4 separate regions of the Homo sapiens genome follow, and all the other regions are linked to region 3. A link is a loop called in an ENCODE intact Hi-C map of the cell type or tissue named here. Cell type or tissue: PC-9. All regions are shown on one strand. Region 1 holds the start of ARTN (artemin). Region 2 overlaps ST3GAL3 (ST3 beta-galactoside alpha-2,3-sialyltransferase 3). Region 3 overlaps ST3GAL3 (ST3 beta-galactoside alpha-2,3-sialyltransferase 3). Region 4 overlaps ST3GAL3 (ST3 beta-galactoside alpha-2,3-sialyltransferase 3).

Evidence for each region. Hi-C counts contacts between places; a loop is a spot of excess contacts. Peaks named below come from ENCODE experiments on the same cell type or tissue, not always from the same donor. Only the 100,000 strongest peaks of a DNase experiment are listed, where the experiment ranks them.
Region 1: a loop joins it to region 3, with 17 times the contacts of the local background. A loop is called at or near these places in 108 of 110 quality-filtered maps.
Region 2: it touches region 3 in a loop (9-fold over the local background); 6 of 110 quality-filtered maps call a loop at or near these places.
Region 4: a loop joins it to region 3, with 10 times the contacts of the local background. A loop is called at or near these places in 4 of 110 quality-filtered maps.

Annotation. Positions count from the first base shown.
Region 1 is chr1:43,932,821-43,937,820 of GRCh38, reverse strand. ARTN (artemin) reads right to left here and starts at 4,020. Exons shown (of 5, transcript NM_057091.3): 1 at 3,936-4,020; 2 at 3,561-3,709; 3 at 2,105-2,231; 4 at 1,590-1,728; 5 at 581-1,519. The coding sequence starts at 2,164. The coding sequence ends at 1,056. RefSeq lists silencers at 996-1,185, 1,306-1,355, 3,379-3,428, 3,979-4,068 and enhancers at 1,300-1,894, 1,895-2,489, 4,579-4,628. In PC-9, CTCF peaks have their summits at 2,747 and 2,947; DNase peaks (open chromatin) are centred at 2,840, 3,440, 4,090 and 4,830; H3K4me3 peaks cover 2,618 bases; H3K27ac peaks cover 2,050 bases.
Region 2 is chr1:43,855,800-43,860,799 of GRCh38, reverse strand. The region is part of intron 5 of ST3GAL3 (ST3 beta-galactoside alpha-2,3-sialyltransferase 3); the gene reads right to left. Among named protein-coding and RNA genes, the nearest start is that of MIR6079, 20 kb to the right of the region's middle. RefSeq lists an enhancer at 2,062-2,680. In PC-9, no CTCF peak of the experiment used is centred here; a DNase peak (open chromatin) is centred at 2,309; H3K27ac peaks cover 1,362 bases.
Region 3 is chr1:43,761,139-43,766,138 of GRCh38, reverse strand. All of the region lies in intron 2 of ST3GAL3 (ST3 beta-galactoside alpha-2,3-sialyltransferase 3), which reads right to left. Among named protein-coding and RNA genes, the nearest start is that of ST3GAL3-AS1, 36 kb to the right of the region's middle. RefSeq lists enhancers at 2,289-2,348, 2,379-2,468. In PC-9, CTCF peaks have their summits at 2,308 and 2,507 (motif pointing left); a DNase peak (open chromatin) is centred at 2,508; H3K27ac peaks cover 739 bases.
Region 4 is chr1:43,907,897-43,912,896 of GRCh38, reverse strand. All of the region lies in intron 9 of ST3GAL3 (ST3 beta-galactoside alpha-2,3-sialyltransferase 3), which reads right to left. Among named protein-coding and RNA genes, the nearest start is that of ARTN, 23 kb to the left of the region's middle. In PC-9, no CTCF peak of the experiment used is centred here; no DNase peak of the experiment used is centred here.

The sequences.
Region 1 (5,000 bases), 170 kb before region 3:
GAGCTCTGTGCTTTGCTCACCGGAGCCAGCACCCCACCGCACCCTCTACCAACCCTCGGTTTTTTTCAGATGCCCTCATGCCCTGGGCTGCTTCATGGAATGTGGATAGTGAGTTAACCATGCTGGCCTGTCTGCAAGCAGAGGCATGTGTATATCTGACAAGGCACCCTCAAGACAATTCCCTGGATGGTAAGACACTGATCAATGACAGTGGGGTGGGGCAATGGGTGCTTCTCTGTGTCTTTACCCACTAAGCGGGGGCCACAAAGATGCCAGAGGTCACAGAGACAGGGCTTTCTCCACAGAAGCCTCTGTAGTCTCTTTCCCCAGAGGTAAGCCCAGGCCCAAGTGAGCAGCCTGCCAGGACTAGTGACTGCACCCTTGCTGCCCGCCCTGCCCCTGCCTGTGTTCCATGCCTCCCATCCCGGAGCTGCTGGGTGGGGGCCGAAGATCCAGGCCAGGTCTGTGATTGCTGAGTCAGCCTGAGGTGTGTGAGTGCGATCAGCAAGGCATGATCTCCATCCAGCCTCTTCTTCCCAACCCCCTGCTGCCCAGGAAAGGATCTGACAAGCCACAGAAGTAAATAAATAACTTAGAAATAATAAATAGGGGCCAGCTCCCATGAGTGAGTACAGGCCAGTTCCAGCACAGGCACTTTCAACCAAGCAACTGCAATATGTGTCCTTCAAATGCTGTCCCTACAGGGCCTGGGCGGGGGCTGATGCCTCAGCCACTGTAGTGTTCATCAGAGGAGGGGTCCCAGGTTCGAGGCCTGGCCAGTGCCAGAGTCTGTGAGAAGTGGGTCCGAAGGGCTCCATAGCTGAGGTCTCTGGTGTCTTTTAGGCTGGGATCCGCAGGGTGAGGGCTCTGGGGCTGCTAGTCAGTTGTCCCTTCACCTGTTCGGGGATGATATCCATCACCCACCGGCAGGGGCCTCTCAGCTTTGAGGCCTTCGTCCCTGGCTGAGGCCGCTGGCTAGTGGGACTCTGCGGGAGGGTCCCAGGCAGGAAGAGCCACCGGTAAGGGTCCAGTCTGCAAAGCCCTGGAGCGAGCCCTCAGCCCAGGCAGCCGCAGGCGGTGGCGGAGAGGCGGTCCACGGTTCTCCAGGTGCTGTTGACGTCCATGAAGGAGACCGCTTCGTAGCGCGTGGGTCGGCAGCAGGGCTGGCTGACGGGCCGGGAGCCCGGGGGCGGTCGCAGGGCCCCGGCGCCCAGTAGGCTGGCCAGGCTGAGGTCGTGTGGAGAGCGCGCGCGGCGGCAGGAGCCGCTGCAGAAGCGGAAACGCACCAGCTCGTCGGAGCGGTGGCCCAGGCCGAGCGCGCGCACCGGCACCAGCTGCGAGCGCAGGCGGCAGCCCCGCGCCCCCGCTGCCCGAGCGCGGCTGCCCGGGCCCCCAGCCCGCGCCGCGCGGCCCCCGCGGGGAAGAGCAGATGGGGGTGCAGGCGGCGGGGGCGCGGGCCGAGAAGGCTGCGGCGGCGGCCGCCGGGCTCTTCCACTGCACCAGCGGGCCGTGCGTCCCCCTGGAATGAGACCCAGTCACGCGCGGTGTCCCGGGCCAGCCCCGCCCCGCCCCCTCGCCCTCTCACCTACCCGGCAGGTGGCCGGCGGGGGACGCCAGGACAGGCGGGGGGCCTTCGCGGGGGGCAGGGCTGCGGGGCGCGGAGCCCAGGGAGGCCTCTGCGACGCTGCTCAGCAGAGCCAGAGCGGCCAGGGTGGGCCACAGGGCAGGCTGCGCGGAGAGACCAAGTGGAGCCTCAGGGAGAAAGAGGGCACCCAGGTGGGCTTGGGGAGGAAGGACCTCAAGGAGGGGCTGTCCTCGGGCTGAGATCAGGCCGGGCATGGGCTCCTAGCTGTGTGGAGGGGAAACTCAGGAAGGGCCTAGGTTCCAGTATAATGGGTTTGCTGCCTCTGGGAGCCCAGGGGAGGAATCACCTGAGTGCACCGACCATTCAGAGAAGTCCCGCTCCTCCTCCCATTCACCTGGTCCCTCCCTGACCATTTTCCCTCCCACACCTAACCGCTGCCCAAGCCAAGCCCTGCTCTCCCTCACCAGTCAAGCCGCCTTTCCTCAGTACCAGGTAGGAGTCACTGGGAGAACCACTCACCTGCTGCCTAGGCCAGGGGCAGTGGGACAGCGTGGAGAGGCCTCCAAGTCCAAGTTCCATCTCTATCAACACCAGGAGCGCCCATCAGCCATTGTTGAGCTGTTCCCCCACCCTCCTGTTGAGGCAGCTTGCAAATTAAGAGATGAGTTATCTTTTGTGGGGGACCGGCCTGCCACCCCAGTTTCTCCAGGTGAGGAACAAGGGGCCTACACAGCTAGACTCAACCCAGCAGAAGTAGCTGCACTGGGAACCTTACTATGTGTTAGGTGCTTTGCAGCTATTCTTTCACAACTCCATGAGGTAAATGGTTTAATCCCCTTTTTCCAGATGAGCAAACAAGGCTCAGAGAAGCTCAGAGGTTGTCTAAGGTTACAAGGTCACACAGCTGGAGGGGAGAGAGGGGTCCTCTTTTCCCAGAACCTTCCTGCTCTGCGTTGTAGGTCTGGAGATGCCAGAAGTGGCTGGAAGGAGTTATAGCTGGACACACTTGGTCCTACAGAGGCCTTCACCCCAGGCTGCCGGAGAGGAAGCTGAGGGCTGGAGAAGAATTAGGGTGCTAGCTGGTCACTCTAAGAGTTATCTAATGATAGTGAGCCCCAAGCCTCAGCCTGTGCTGCCCACCCAGAGCTGCTTCACCTCGCCCCTCTGTGAACTGTGTTCTGGACCCAGAGCCACCTGAGTTCTCTCCTCTGACTATAGGTGTCCCTCGATGACCACAGAGCCGGGGGATGGTGGGAGCTAATGGGCCCTCTGAAAACATGGGGCCTGGGTCATGGCTTCCTGTGGCCACAAGGGGGCAGAGTCTGCCAAGCCTGCAGATTCCAAGCAGGGTGGGCTTTTCCATCCCCTCAGCTACACTCAGGCCTGAGCCACTCCCAGGAGGGCCAGCTAGGCTTCCATACCAGCCTGGTCTCTGAGAGCTGAGCCACCCTGGGAGCTGGTCTAGGTCTGTCCCCCTCCCAGCCTCCTATGGATCTGGCAGCCTAGTCATGCTCCTAGAAGTTTCCCCCTTGAGCCATCGTTCCTGATCCCAGCCAGCCTTCCTGAGCTCCCACTGCTAGCACTCCCAAACACCCTTTTGGGGCCCTAGAGCCTTCGTAAGTCCTCATTAGCCAGCCTCCTCTTGGGTCCCAGCTACCACCCTCATCCCCATCCTTTAGCACACAGAATGCCTGCACACCTGTGGAACAGACCCCCAGGCCTTCCCGGGGTTGTCCTCCAGGTCCTGGTGTGTGCCTCTTGGCTAAGTGGAATCAAGGCCTCCGAGCCAGGCCAGTGACTGTTGTCCGTGATGGAGGGAAAGGCAGGCAGGGCAGCCTTAGGAGCCCTCTGCGCTAGGGGGAGCCCGGGAGCAGGTCTCTTGAGGGCAGCTCAGGCCCTGCCTCCTACCTCCTTGTGGTCTAGGGCCATTTGGTTCTCTGGCCCTTGCCTCCCCATCCACCAGCCCGCTACTCACCACGGGGTCCTGCACCTTGTTCTTCTAGGCACCTTTCCGGGGACCAGTGCTGGGCTCTCCCCCGAAGCTCAAACAGCGCATGCCCAGGACTGTACACCTGGCAGTGCCTCTTTTAGCCAAAAGTGTGGCCTTGGCAGCCAGTCTGCACCCTGTAGCGGCAGCGGGAGCCTCACATTACAGTGGGCCGGCAAGGCCAGCACAGTCCAACAAGCGACAAGAGGGACTGAGGGGCTGGGAGGGGCGGAGAACTGTGCCGAGGGCCCAAGAGAGGGAGGATGCAAGAAAGGAGAGGAGGGGGGTGGTCCTGTCCTCTCCCCCAGCCCAAGAGCGTCCATCCAGGGCTGGGACCAGAAACAGGCAAGTGGGCTGGCTTACCTCGGGTGTGGGGCTCCAGGCCCGGGTGGCAGCGAGGGCTGGGGCCCGAGGGACCTGCTGCTGGCGGAGCCCCCGGGCCTTGTCTGGGGGCCGGGCCCAACTCCATCCCTCAGCAGCCTCCTGCCCGCCGCCGCAGCCGTCCGGTGTCAAATTCCAGCCCCAGCGTCACCAGATCCCGGGGTGGGGCTGGGAGCGCCCCTGCCCCGCCCCACCTTTCGGGGCTCACCTGGCTGCTCCACCCGTCGGATCCAGTCCCCCCTAGCTTGGCTAGGTCCCCCGAGGTTGGGAGGGGGGTAGATGCTGGGAGGGGCCCCTCGGATATGGAGAGTAGAGAACTCGAGCGGTGGAGAGGCACGGAAACCGGGAGTTGAGTTTGTAGACTCGCGAAGTAGAGAGCTGGGAGGCCGGGCCGAGGGCGGGAGAAAGTGAGTGAGGGCGGGGAGCGAGGGGTAAGCCGGTCCCTGCGTGGGGCGGCTGACTGCTGGTACGTGCAGATTTGGGGGTCCGGCTGTCTGCCCTGCAGCAGCTGCTCTCTGCTCCACCCGATTCTTCTCTCAGCGGCCAGTTCACCTGCCTTGTTGGGTTGCTTAGCCTCTGCGCAGCTTTCAGGATCTGACTCTGCTCTAGTCTCCCCACAGCTCACCTCCTGTGCTGCTTAGGGCTTGGAGTACGGACACACTTGCAAACACGGGAGTCACTGGGGCACAGCAGGGGCAGTGTTGGCAGAAGTGGGTACTGAGGGCTGAAGGCAGGGGTCACAGAGGAGGAACATCTGAGCTGAGTCTTGAAGTAGGTAGCTGGAGGGCAGCATTTCAGATGCCTAATTATGGCAATTTGGCAGGTGGGTTGAGGGCTGGGTGAGTAACATGGATGGAAAGATCCTAACACTGGGGACCATGGGAGGGTTTTGAGCAGAATGGTGTAATCAGACAGGCATTTTTTGTGGATGACTCTGGCTGTAGTAAAGAGGATGGGGTTGGAGAGAAAGGTGGAGGCTGCTGTGGAAAGAGGATGAGGTCTGATGCAGGGCATGAGGGGAGCGTGGGGCTGCCAGGCCCCAATCTG
Region 2 (5,000 bases), 95 kb before region 3:
AACATGGTGACTGTAACCCACATAGCCTACATCCCTCCACTGCCCTCCCTTTCTGCATCTAGCACTCCAGGGGTTAGGGAAAGGGGCTCATGGCTAGACAGGAAGAGACCTGCTGCTCATGGAGGATGGCCCTTGGGATCCAGATGCATGGCAGAAATGGCCAGTCCTACCTTTCTTCCTTTAGCAAATGCTCCTCTGTGGAGTACCTGATGAGGACTGGAACAGAGATGGATAGAGCAAGGCTCACCCTTTGCTCCTGAACCTCACTCTACATGCAGCTGTGCCTTTGCCAACAGCTTTCCTTGGCCACGCTGGGGTCTCTGAACCCTGTGTTTCCTCTCAATAATCTGAGCGGTAGCAAAGGAATGCATCTCTATGAGAGTTAGCAACTTTCCTGGAGCAGGCCCACTGGAGACAGGGCTGCGTCAGGAGCCCAGGCCTCCTGGATGAGCTATCTTTCCCCACAGCCTTGAGTGTGGGTCACGGTTTGCTGTGCTCTACCCTACTGCCTCTTGCACTCTTCTTCATTTTGCCCCCAAAATGACTAGGCTACAGGCAGAACTGGCTAAACCAGAGGCAGCTGCTGACCATGTTTAAAAAGGTCATTGCTTTGGAGGAAGGATTCTTTCCATCAGGAGGCCCACATGGGCTCATGGGGCCTGATCCAACCAGTGGTCATTCTCCTTGCATACGCCCTCAGGGGTAGGGAGGGGCAGAAAGAAGCCCTTCAGGGGAAGGGACTTGGGTATCAGGGACCCCTGTGTGTGCAACAGCCACAGGGCAGGAAGAGAAGGGCACAGGAGCAGAGGCAGGGGGTTTGAGATGGTCAGAAGCGGCCTAAGGGTGAACATATAGCTGGCAGAGTCCTGCCCTTAATCCCTCTTGCTGGTCTTGAGGTACACATGAGGATGGGTGATGGAGACGGGGAATGTGGTGGAGACAGCCCTTAACCTGGCCAGAACCTCACTGATCATAGTCACCTTGGACACATGGGAGCAAGGCCAGTGGAGACAGCAGGTACAGAGCCAGCCCTCATCAGAGCTGGTTTCTGAGCTCAGGCCTCAAGCACATGCCTTGCCCCATTTGGAGGACTTGCTCCATTTGGGCATTTGCTTCTTAGAGCAAGTTCCGCAACTGGCAATTGGCCTGTGGCCCAGACACACTATCTGAAGGGGCTGAGCAGCAAAGCCAAAGGTGTCATTTTGTTTTTCCAATCATCTGGTTTTTTTTCTTTTTTTTTTGAGATGGAGTCTCACTCTGTCGCCCAGGCTGGAGTGCAATGGCGTGATCTCGGCTCACTGCAACCTTCGCCTCCCAGGTTCAAGCGATTCTCCTGCCTCAGCCTCCTGAGTAGCTGGGATTACAGGCATGCACCACCACACCAGGCTAATTTTGTATTTTTGGTAGAGATGGGGTTTCTCCATGTCGGTCAGGCTGGTCGCCACCGTGCCCAGCCCCAATCTTCTGTTTTCAAACTATGTTCGGAAGTTGTCCAGTGTAGGAAACTTCCGCATACTAAGCCCTTGAAACCGAGGGAGAGAGGATGGGTCTATCCCAACACAAGGGCCACAAAGATGTCACAGGGCCAGCTGTCAACAGGCCTTTTTTCGTGATGCTGCCAACTGTCAGGTGTGTGTTTCCCTGACCAGGAACTCCTGAGAACAGAGGCCACGTGGCCCAATACTCGCCACATCACCCTGGACAATCTCATCCACACTCTGGGGGCTGTGTATGGACCTACGTGCAATTTGTTTTCTTCCAGCCCAGACCTCTCTCCTGAGAGATTCACTGAACTCAGGCTCCCTGAGTAGGGCCGTGGCTTCCCTCTGACACTTCATTTGCCTGGATCTGGACTCTTTGCCTGCATCAGGGCAGAAGGCAGAGCCAAGGGCCCTCATCATGGCAGGCAGGCATAGACTCATGTCCTGCCTCCACAGTGGGGAGGCAAGGCTTCAGCCCTCCTTCTCCCCTCTAGCTCTGGCTATTTATTTGGGGAGACCAGTCAGAGAGTGACCTGTCTCCCCAGGTGCAGACAGAGTAGGGAAAGCAGGACACAGTCCTGAAGGTGCCAGCATCTTGCTCTCTGCTGAGCTGCTGCCTCATCGCTGGGACTTGTGTGGGTGGAGCTCAGACCTGGGCCCTCCCTCTCACTGAGGAACTCACAGGGCTGCTTGCTCCTGGCTGGGAGCCTCACACAGCTCAGGAGGAGGGCCAGGATCATGTTCTGTGCTTTCACCAGCTTTTGCTCTTCACAAGCAGCAAGAACTCCCCACGTGGGGATCTTGTACCTGAACCAAAAAAAGCAAAGCTGCTAATCTGACAAGATCAATCCTCAAATACCACAGGAATGCAGCCAGCCTGCCTGCTCTCACCAGGGACTGTGCTTCTAAGCATCCCTACAGTTCCTGCTCCTAGGCTGGAGCCTGGAACTGGTCTGCAAAGGAGGAAGCTGCCCCCACCAGTGTGTCTGGTCTTGCTGCCGAAGCCCCACCTTTCCCAGCATAGTTCAGGCATCAGACTTCACCAGGACGTCTCCCCAGTCAATCTCTCATCACTCCTCCAGCTGAAGGGCCTTCTCTGTGTCCCCACAATCCTCTGTCTTCACCTCTGGCGGAGCACATATGCCTGGATATGTTTTTGTCTCCATGCACCATTTCTCTTAGCTCTGGGGAAGATAGGTACAGATGAGGAAGGTGAGGCTCAGAAAGGTTGAGCAACCCAGCCCTATTCACTTCAAAAACCTGTTCTTTCCACTGTAGTCCGACACTTCTCAAACCATCTGTGAAGAGGGATCGGTTGGTTTTGCTTTTTAAATTTCTATTTTGTCACAGAATGATGATTTTATAAAATAGAATAAAAATGAATCACTAGAAAAGTTAAATAAGGCCAGGCGTGGTGGCTCACGCCTGTAATCCCAGCACTTTGGGAGGCTGAGGCAGGTGGATCACCTGAGGTCAGGAGTTCGAGACCAGCCTGGCCATCATGGTGAAACCCCGCTTCTACTAAAGATACAAAAATTAGCTGGACATAGTGGCGGGCACCTGTAATCCTAGCTACTTGGGAGGCTGAGACAGGAGAATCTCTTAAACCTGGGAGGTGGAGGTTGCAGTGAGCCAAAATCACACCATTGCACTCCAGCCTGGGCGACAGAGCAAGACTCCGAGGAAGGAAGGAAGGAAGGAAGGAAGGAAGGAAGGAAGGAAGGAAGGAAGGGAGGGAGGAAGGAAAGAAAGAAGGAAGGAAAGGAAGGAAGGGAGGGAGGGAGGGAAGGAGGAGGGAAGGAAGGAAGGAAGGAAGAGGGAAGGAAGGAAGGAAGGAAGGAAGGAAGGAGGGAAATACACATATAAAATATAAGCTCCATTTTTAAAAGTTTGGTTTTTTTGGGTTTTTTTTGGTAACAAATAGCTGAGACCACAGGTGCATGCCACTGTGCCAGGCCTATTTTTTATTTATTAGATTCAGCAACATAAACTTACTCTAATTGCCATAAATGTTTTCAAAAACCTTATTTCCAGTATCTCAAAAATCTTGTGGCAGACCAGTTCATATCACTTTTGATTCTATAGCACACAACAGGTTCCAAACTGCCTTTTGCCTGTCTGGGACATTCTACCAAGGCTTTGCCTGTCATTCACCTTCCAGTAGAAGTTAGAAAGGGATAAGATGTAGCTCCTCAGGTCCTGTCCTGGGGTAGGAGAAACAATGTACTCTGACACCATCAGAAACAGTTAGCAGGTTGAGGCCTAGAACTTCTCCTACAGCTGATGGATTTATAACCAGCTAGGTCTGCAGGATTCACCTTTGCAAGCAAGTGTGGGTCCCTAATCATCTGAGAAGGAGATCTAAAAAAAAAAAATCCCACAACTTCTGGATGTCTACCGCAGCTCCACCTATGAGAATTGGAAGATAGAGCAAAGAGGAAAGAGACGGGGTATACCATTATAGGGAACTGGCAGGCTAAATTCCTTGAATAATGGAGGAGGCAGTAAGCTCAGACAAGATGTGGAATTAATTTAAAAGCAGAACATGGATTAGTTCCCAGAGGAGGTCCCAACACCTGACGCTAAGGAATATATGAAAAAAAATTGGTGGGCAGAGAAAAGGAGAGGACACAAATGGCAATTCTTCCAGCTGTAAGCTGGAGTCCAGGTCATGGACAGGCATTGAGGTTGTCTAGCCCATGCAGGCTACTCTTAGACACTCTGCAGAGAAGCTTTAGTTATAGAGCACTCTGCTCTTCCCAGAAAGGTCTGTACCCAAGGATTTCAACACAGCAGGTACCTACTGAAAATATTTAAAACATTCTCCAAACAAAAGGAATCTGCATTCCCCTCTAGGTCCATGGTTCAGAGCCTCGATTCAGGACAGGGTGGGGTTGGTGGGTTTGATTCCTGGCTCTGTGCTACTATGACCTTGAGCAAGTCGTTAGCTTACCCATCTACAAAATGGGTATAACAACACTTACTTCACGGGGTTGTCGTAAAGGGTTTTTGCAAATTTGACTCCATAAAAGTGCATTATCACATTGACTTTATGTGTAACGATTGTGTGTGTATGTAAAAACACTGAAACTTCCTTGATAAGAGATGTCCTTTTTGTATACATGCATTTGTGAAAGATAAAATTTCTTAAGATCTTGGCTCTTTGGACAACTGCATATGCAGTAGTGACCCACTGTGGCTTTTGACTGATCTTGATAAAAGAATGTGACGAGATCAGTCATGGTATTTCAGATGTCTGTCACAGTATTTCAGATGACCGCAGTTGTAAACCTGGGTGTACACAATTATCAACTATAGTGAAATGTGTTTATACGTTTCCCTTTGTACCTATTTCTTTATGAACAGTTTGCCTGTTCCTGTTATATCCATGTGACTGTCATTAGTAACCTGTTCATGCCTGTCGTTAGTATACCTGTTTATGCTAGGCAATAAAATGTGTATGTTATTAATGCCCGTTTCATTGTGTAAAGTGGCCTATGTTCTGTAATGTTTTTATGT
Region 3 (5,000 bases):
CCGGGCAAGGAGCTGTCAGGGCTATTTGAATGACTATTTCCTTGTAATTTCCTCCACTGGATTTTTTATTCCAGCTCTTAGAGGAGAAATAGGAACATGAATAATGGTGCTGGTCTCAGTGAAGAGACCTGTCTCTTCAAGCTTCTTTCTTCAAGCACAGAGAAGCTCATGTGCTTCCCTGCAGCACACATCTATCTCCATTGTTACCATGTGAAAGACATCAATCCTGTTATGGCTGAGGGAAAGAGGAGCTTGTTTTTACAGCTACATGGCAGGATCAGAAGCTTCTCAATCTTCTCCTATACCACTAAAAAAAAAGCGCACGCGGACGCGCGGACGCGCGCGCGCGCGCGCACACACACACACACACACACACACACACACAGACACACACAGACACACACATGCACATGAAATTGTTTTACCCTTTTTTGCCTTTCCAGAGCAAGGAATCCTTAAATTCTCAGCTCTGTATTCCTCCCTTCTTTTCCTTCTCTCTGATAAAGTTTAGCTTTCCTCAGCCTTTTAAAATGTCCCCAGGTAAGTAAAACTATGATACTATGATGGTGGCAATTTAAGTATTTTAAGTGTGGGGAACCTAAAACATACAGTTTTAGAAGTGTCTTTGATTCACCAATAGTGATGAAATGGAGCCACCACACAGGTATGAGCAACATCACAGTGTAGCTGTGAGGGCTACGTGGCCTCCTCTCAGTTAGGTGGGACCACACGACTGAGTACTGATCTGTGGAACGTGCGCTGCAGGGAAGCACATGAACTTCTCTGTGCTTGAAGAGAGAAGCTTGAAGAGAGAGGTCTCTTCACTGAGACCTGCACAGTTCTCCATGTTCCTGTCCATTTCTCCTCTGGGAGCTGGTTTAGAGAATCCAGTGAAGGACTCCAGGCCCTAGGGCCTGGGGGAGTCACTAGATGAAGTCTGTGGCCCTAAATGAATTAGGTAGAGCAGAATTCCTCCCCACCAATATAGAACTGCACCAGATTGTGACAGGAGAGAAATAACCTTTATTGTGTTAAAACCACTGAAATTTGGGGGTAGTTGGTTACACTAGAGTTCACCCTGACACTAAAATGATAAATGAAAAATGAAATTATTTTTATTTTTATTCTTAAAGTTAAAAATAACAAGTATTCTTAAGTATTGCTTCAAAGCAATTCTGTCTAAAGCTGTCTTCTATTACTCTACCAGCCCTTTCAGGAGAGCCCTTTGGGCACTATGGTGGAAGCTGTAGAGGCCACTCAGTAACTAAAGGGCTTATTCCCCAGCTGCTGGGATGGTGAAGGACAGAAAGGCCTCAACTGTCAGCCCTCTTCAGGGAATGCATCTGCTGAAGAGCGCTGCCTGGCCCACGGCCATGCCCCTTCCTGGGGCAGCCCTCGTCCAATGACGGGTCAGGAGGAGCTGTAAAGGCACAGCTCTCTCACTCTATGGCTTAGAAAACATGGATTATCTGAGCCCTAGTCCCCATGGGGTGGGCTGAGGCCTTTTACTGAGACTGAATCACGGCCCGATTTTTCCCCCTATACAATCTCCACATCTTTCCCTTTTCTTTTCCCTTCTTCCTCATTTCCTTTCTTTTCCTTCCAGGAGTATTGATTCCATAACCACTCCCTAATAAGCTTTTCACACCCTAATCTTTATCTCAGAGTTTGCTTCCCCTGGATCTCGGCCTGAGACAGGTACTATATCCCGATGCAATATTGTGTTGCGCGACTCTACCTCATTATATAGCCCAAATACTATATTTTCCAATCAAAAATACACAAAATCACAGTGGGATGGAACCTTTAAAATTGAGACTCTGCAAAAATTCAGAATGTACTATACTATTAAAAGACTGTTTATAAGAAAGTAAGAAATACCACAGACATTTTGAGGGCCCCTCTGAGAAAAGGAGCTCTGAAATTGTCTTAAGGAAAATATTACCTCCTTGCTTATAACCAAATAAATTATTAAATACATAACAGAGCTACATAAAAGTTATTAAGGATCTATTAATATTATTCATCTGTGCTGATACCTTGTACTATTGTAATTATAGCAGTTACTTTCTGAGTGTTCACAACACAGTGCTAAGAGCTCTACACACACTATCTCATTGAATAAATGACAGTTAAGAAATGACCCAAAGTCACATAGCCAGGACTCAACGTTAGGTGGGGTGGATTCCAAAGCCTCAACTCTTATGTTCCACTATGTTGTAATGCCTCTACTGTCTTGCATATTCAAGCTCTGAGAGAGGTTAACACTGTAAGGAGTATAGTTCACTAAGTAATTTGCAGGGGAGCCTGGAACATAAGGCAGATATAGAGGATTCCAAAACACACACTCTCTCCTCTCACCCCTCCATTGCCTCCTCTGATGGCTTAGACACTGGCCTGCCTTTGGATGCCCACGGTCTAGTAAGTGAGTTGAAGAACTACTCCATGCAGGATTTTGCCAGAAGTCATTCCAGCGCTAATCTGTCCTGTGGCAATCAAAAGGTTCTTCTGCCCTCTTGTGGCTCAGGGTGACTGCTACATATCAAAGCTCCATTAAAAAGCTGAAACACCATATAAAGGCACTTGGCAGCCAGGCACAAAACAGCAGAAGGCAACGCTGATTGGCTTGAAATGGAGCCTATTTAATAACCTAAAAATTTGATCCGCCACTCCTCCATGCCAACTATTGCTCATAATAAGAAAGTTAGAAAGAATAACAGAATACTAGAACTCATAGAAAAACAAACCCAAGAACCCAGTATCTCGTAATTGTAAGGAATATAACAACCAGCTACATCCATTTACAACAATGATAAAAGTTTAAAACATTATAAGCCCCAAAGAAAACTCCCCATCCTTGCTTTTTTACACCTAACAGTATATTTCAGAAATCTTTTCATATTAGTGTATACAGAGCCTCCTCATCTTCAGGTGCAGAGTACTCACCGGATGGGGGAACCATGATTTAATTAACTTGTTCTCTACTGGTAAACATTCTAATTGCTTCCAAATTTTTGCTATTAAAAACAATGCTGCAAATAAACAAAGTGCTGCGATGGGTAACCTTGTGCATATATCATTTTGCAAGTGTGCAAGAATCCCAGTAGGGGAATTCCTAGAAGTGGAAATGCTGGGTCCAAGGGCAAGGGCACATACATGCCTTTGCACGACTTCTTGAAACTTTTTCTTCTGTTGGTTTTCCCTCCTATCTGTCTGGCTGCTCCTTCTCAGGCTTCTTCCCATTGTGCCCTTCCTCCTGCTTACCCCTCCTTGGTTATCATTTCCCCAGGACTTGGTTTTTGGTCCCCTTTCATCCTATCTCCTCTCTCCCCAGCAGTCTCACCCACTCTTATCTTCCAGCTATCAGTTTTCTTCCCAGAAAGAAACCAAAGTTATTATTTCTGGGTTTTATGCTTCCAGTTATTTTATGCATATGTATGCAAACCTATATATAATATATATGCTTATGTATGTATAACTATGGAGATACACACAGACAACTTCCCCGTCCTCTTGTTATAAATGGTAGCGTTTATATCCTCAATGGAAGCAGTTTTAAGGGGATGCCGCCAAGCAACAACCTTCACAGGAGATAAAACTGTGGCCCCCAACACTTTTCAACCTATAGTTGAATTCTTTGCCAGGCAACTGGAGTGAACTCAAAGGGGAAGATTAAAAGTATTGTCTCCCACCCTGGACTACTCGCCAAGTAGCCATGCATTAATTTAAGGGCTAGAGGGAAGGATAGAGCACAAAGGCCAATAAGTAAAACATCAGAGACTAAATAAGTCTCTGATACCTTCACAGATATGGTTACATACCTGTGTAAAGGTTTGGTTTGACTTTTTGGTTTTTCTTTCTTTTTTTTTTTTTTTTAATGAGACAGGGTCTTGCTCTGTTGCTAAGGCTGGAGTACAGTGGCTCACTGGAGCCTCAATCTCCTGGGTTCAAGCGATCCTCCTGCCTTAGCCTCCCAAGTGGCTGGGACTATAGGCACGTGCCACCACATCCGACTGATTTTTCATTTTTATTTTCGGTAGAGACGAGGTCTCACTATGTTCCCCAGTCTGGTCTCAAACTTCTGGGCTCAAGTGAACCTCCTGCCTTGGCCTCCCAAAGTGCTGGGATTGCAGGTATGAGCCACCAAGCCCAGCCTGAATTTTTTTTTTTTTTTTTTTTTTTTTTTTTGAGACAGAGTGTCGCTCTGTTGCCCAGGCTGGAGTGCAGTGGTGCCATCTTGGCTCACTGCAAGCTCCGCCTCCTGGGTTCACGCTATTCTCCTGCCCCAGCCTCCCGAGTAGCTGGGACTACAGGCGCCCACCACCATGCCCGGCTAATTTTTTTGTATTTTTAGTAGAGACTGGGTTTCACTGTGTTAGCCAGGATGGTCTCGATCTCCTGACCTCGTGATCCGCCCACCTTGGCCTCCCAAAGTGCTGGGATTACAGGCATGAGCCACCGCGCCCGGCCCAGCCTGACTTTTTTTTAATGAAAGTTTTTAACCACAAGTAGAGAGAATAGTATAATGAACCCCATCCTACAGATTCAACAATTAAAACATTTTACTTCTGACTTCCTTTCTTCCTTTGTTTTTTCCTTCCTTCCCTTGCCCCCTTTTCTTTCTCCTTCTCTCTTTTTTGGCTGCATTATTATAAAACAAGTCCCTGACACCATGTCATTTCATATCTAAATACATCCTTCTGGACATTATAAAACACAAAGACATTTCTTTACACGACCACAATATCATTAACACAAGGTAAATTTCTTAATTTCATCAAATGCTCAAACTACATTCATATTTCCACAATTATCTAAAAAAAAAAAAATCTTTTTACAGTTAGCTACTTAAATTTTGAAGGAAATATATAGCCAAATAAACTCCAAGCCCAGCCTGCAATGGCTTGTGACTATTAAATCTTACAAGAATTCCCAGGCTCCCAAAACCCCCAACAACAGGAAATGAACTGCTGAAGCTGTCCAGCTCCCGGAGGGACATT
Region 4 (5,000 bases), 150 kb before region 3:
TGCATTCCTTGTCAAATCCCTCCTCCTTCAGGAATGTCCCTGCCTCAGTCAAGTCTGGACCCAGCTCCCCTGTGTGAAGCTGCCAGACTCCTGCTGATGCAACCTGTTCTGCTCTTGTCAGAACATCCAGGAGCAATGGGGAAAACATCTGGGAAGAAAGCACTTTCCCCACCAGGCTCCTGAGAGAATGTTTCCTGGTGTGCTCACAGGTCTGGGAATAGAGATTAACCATGGTAGGCTTTCACAGCAAGAGTAGGCAGATGTGTCCACGCCTATGCTCCCTGCTGCTACTGCCTTAGGACGGACCACCAACTCTCCTGGGGTGACTCTAACAGCCATCAGCTCTCTCTGACTCCCTCTTGCTTTCCCTTCAGTTTATTCACATCCCTGCACAAATCTGATCTCGACATTCTCAGGCTTAAAATCTTCAGTGGCTTTCCACTGCCCACTGCAACAGCTTGTGTTGACAATTAAGAGTGCAGGTCTGATTGTGAACCCTCACACCCCCAACTACTCTAACTCTGTACCCCTAAGCAAGTTCTTTACTCTTCTAAGTCTCATCATCCTCTCCTATAAAATAAGGGCAGTAATACTAGCTCTCCTTTATAGTGTTTTTGTGTTATGACAGTTTGAAGTCATGCATATAATATGTTTGGCACAAAGTCAGCTCTTGTTAGCTTCTGCTATTATTGGTCCTCAGGATAAGGTCCAGGCTCCTTGATGAGACTTTGGCTTTTAAGACCCTTCACCATCTGTCCCCTGCTCACCTAGCCTCATCTCCAGCCACTGCCACCATATCCATGTAGGTTCAACCCCTAACATTGTTGGGCCAAGGACAAAATTACAAATGGACGTATTACACACATATCACGTGTCTAAAATTTAATTCTAAATATCTGAAAGTTATGAGGCAAGCTATCAAGCTGTTAAATATATTCTAGCACCGTGCGAGGCTGAGGTGGGCAGATCACTTGAACTGACGAGTTTGAGACCAGCCTGGGCAATATGGTGAAAACCCGTCTCTACGAAAAAATACAAAAATTAGCCAGTCATGGTGGGGTGCACCTGTAGCCCCCAGCTACTTGGGAGCCTGAGGTGGGAGGATGGCAGGGCCCCAGAAGGCAGAGGCTGCAGTGAGCCAAGATCGCACCACTGCACTCCAGCCTGGGTGACATAGCCAGACCTTGTCTAAAAAAAAAAAAAAATCCATATCTATATCTATATCTATAGATATCTATAGCTACAGATATATCTATAGATATAGATATCTATAGATATATCTGTAGATATCTATAGCTACAGATATATCTATAGATATCTATAGCTACAGATATGTCTATAGATATCTATAGCTACAGATATGTCTATAGATATCTATATCTATAGATGTATCTATATCTATATATATCCTTCCTTGAAAAATGTCCTAGAAGGACAGGTTTGAATTTGGAATCCTGACCCTGGAGATCTGTTGTGCTGGACCATGGTGGTCTGGCCCACCTCCCACCCCGGTCCCATCCCATACCATAAGAAGCCTTGTGCAAAACCCCATCTCTACAAAAAAAAAAAAAAAAGAAAAAGAAATATTAGTCAGGTGTGGTGGGTGTGCACCTATAGCCCCAGTTACTAGGGAGACTGAGGTGGGAGGATTACCAGAGCCCAGGGAGGTCAAGGCTGCAATGAGCTGAGATCGTGCCACTACACTCCAGCCTGGGCAACGGAGTAAGACCCTGTCTCAAAAAAAAAAAAAAGAAGTCTGTGCATGTGTGTAGACTCCTCCTCACTCCACACATCCAAGCTCTGCTCACAGCCTCTGCAAATACCCTCCTTGGGCTTAGGGTACGCACAGAGAGTTACATTCTGCCCTCAAGAAGATGGAAGTGGACTTGGACTTCTCACTTTTAGGGCAAGAAATTCTGAGGTCTCCATTACCTGATAGTGGTCTCTCAAGGCAGATGGACCTGGGGTGGGCACATCCCTCTTGGCTCTGCATATTCCTCTTCACTCCACGGCAAAGGTTGTGGCCAGAGGAGGACCACAGTGGGGCCCAGGGCAGATGCCTCTCTCAGGTCAAAGGGCAGTACCATGCCCATGCCACACCCCGGTTATACTGAATTATTTTTAATTCACTAAATACACCATGCTCTTTGCCAATGTTGTTCTCTATGCCCAAAACATGCAGGTTCATCTGTATCCTGAAGGCCAAGAAACAAGGTGGCAGGACCCTCCTGATCAGGTGGCATCTGTACCCTTAGGCCCAGGCCCTGTTGCTCTCGCCAACACTCTCACTCCTTATCCTGTGGTCTGGGTTTCTGCCCAGTGGGCAGGCAATATTTCTTGTGCCCATTCTCACTTCTCAGAAGGTGACTGTCATTGCAGATGAGCACAGTGTGTCACTGTTGTCCTGTGCATTGTCCTACTAGTTCTTATAGCAGAATAACAGGTAGCTATGCAGGGAAGCTTTCATGATTTCCATTTTATAGATGAGGAAAATGAAACTCAAAGATGTGAATTGTGGCAGAAGATGAGATTTGTCTTCAGTTCCTAACACTGAGGCCAGTGCTTTACCTGCCAATCCTGCCTGCACTGAAGGTTTGGGGATAGCAGCTGTGCTGGCTGGTCCAGGTGCCCACACCCTCGGCAGGACTGCTGTGCTACTGCTTTATACTCCATCATGTAGTGAGACCATAACTCACATAAAAAAACCCCTTAGGTAATATTTGGGTTTGGCTATTACAAACAACACTACAAAATATAAAGTAACACTACAATAAAAATCTTTGTGCACAGACTTTTCCTTCCTCTGGGTGATGGCTCTCGGTACCAAGTTCCATTTCCTTTCCAAAAAACTGGTCCCTATTTGTTTACTCCGACCAGTAGCCTTTGATACAACTGTCACTGCACTCTTGGCAGCATCATGTAGGATAATTTAACACATTATTTGAAAACATGGTAGGTGATAAATGGCACCCTGTTTCCTTCACATTAATTTCTCTGACTGCTAGGAAGGTTAAACCTATTTCTGTTGTTTACTAGTTATCTTTCTTTCTGTGTGATCTGTTCAGTTTCCTGTCCATTATCTGCTGGGATTCTAATGGCTTTCTTGTTAACTCTCATAATAACCCTTTGCCTGCCATATGTTCTAAATATGTTTTTCAAGGTTGTGCGGCAGTCTTTTTGTGTTAACTTGAAATTCTAATATGTTATCAAATTTGATTTCTTCTAGCACTTGTGTCTTGAAAGTTCTTTCCCTCCAGGGATTTGATTTCTATCCTTACTTTAAAATTCCCTTTGGTTGTATTTTTATATTTCGCTTTTTAGTCCGTTTGGGATTTATTTTGATGTGTGCTATGAGGAGAGGGTCAGAAAACTTTTTGAAAGCTATATTTGGAAAAAAGCGATGAACAAAAAGAAGAGCCGGCTTGGGGCGGTCCGTGTGATGCCAACAGGCAACTGAAAGGCAGAGCGCCAGGGACTGTTCAGTTCTCATTTCTTTATCAAGGAGAATGATCTTGGAACTGCATAAAGAAGATCAAACATGGCTAAGAGGAAAGAGATGCCCTGGAGAGGCAAGAAGAGAGCAAAAGGATGCAAGGGTCTGAACCTAAAAGAAAGACCTTCCAGGGCAATGAAAGGAGGTAGCCTAGTTGAGAGGAAAGAGCCTGACTGAGAGGCAGGAGTTTGGAGTTAGAATCCTGACTCTCCTCGAAGGTACTGTTGCACTCTGGGCCTCAGTTTCCACATCTGCTTATTTACTTATGTATACCAACTATGCCTCACTGCTGGAGGTGATGGGCTTACAGAGATCAACAAGACAGCTGCTGCCCTCCTGAGGCTTATAAGAAGAGGAGCATCTCATACATCCATGGGTAGGGAAACAGGTAGAACATAGAGGCGTGAAATAGGATCCATAGGTCCATATAGCCAGAGTGGAGAGTACATGGCGGGTGCTAAAGAGTGGCAAGGGCCGGGCGCAGTGGCTCACACCTGTAATTCCAGCACTTTGGGAGGCTGAGGCAGGCAGATCACCTGAGGTCAGGAGTTTGAGAGCAGCCTGGCCAACATGGCGAAACCCCATCTCTACTAAAAATATAAAAATTAGCCAGGCGTGGTGGCAGGCACCTGTAATCTCAGCTACTTGGGAGGCGGAGGCAGGAGAATCACTTGAACCTGGAGGGGGTGGCGGAGGTTTCAGCGAGCTGAGATTGTGCCACTGCACTCCTGTCTGGGTGACAGAGCAAACTCCATTTCAAAAAAAAAAAAAAAAGAGTGGCAAGGAGAAGGGAAGGCTTGGAAGGGGCCAGATCATGGAGTTCTGTGCTGTGGAATTGAAGTTTTATCCTGCAGGCCATTGGTTCTTGAGCTTGAGCCTGCGCAAATCATCCAGAGGGCTTATTAAAAGAGAACGCTGGGCCCAACCAGAGTTTCTCATTCAGAAGCTCTAAGGTGAGGCCCCCACTGAAAAATGTACATCTGATAAGTTGCCAGGTGATACTGGTGCTGCTGGTATGAGAAGGAACTTTGAGAACCACTGCATCTAGGAAATGGGGATCCAAAGCAGGGGAATGAAGCACCTGGTCACTTTAGGAGGATTCTTTAGAATACAGACATAGAGAAGGGATTGGAGAGAGACCTGACTGGAGGCAGGGAAACAGACAGAAAGCTGCTGAAATAATCCAAGCCAGACAGATTTAGAAGGGAGAATGAAAGATCTGGAGACTGAAGAGTCGAATATGGAAGGCAAAGGCAATGGTGGAATCAGGATGCTTCCCGGGTTTTTGGCCATGAGTTTTAAGAATCAGGGGCTATCCCTAGAACCCAGCGCTGTGCCCACTACACAGTAAATGCTCACTGGATGCTTGCTGACAAGCTGCTCCTTTAAAGGGAGGGCAGAGGTTGAGTCTGCTGGATTTAGAATCAGAAGGTCACTGCCAGGTGAGAGTGGCTTTGGAAGCCAGGATGGAGAGGCTGAGAAACAGACGGCAAACAGGGAGACACTG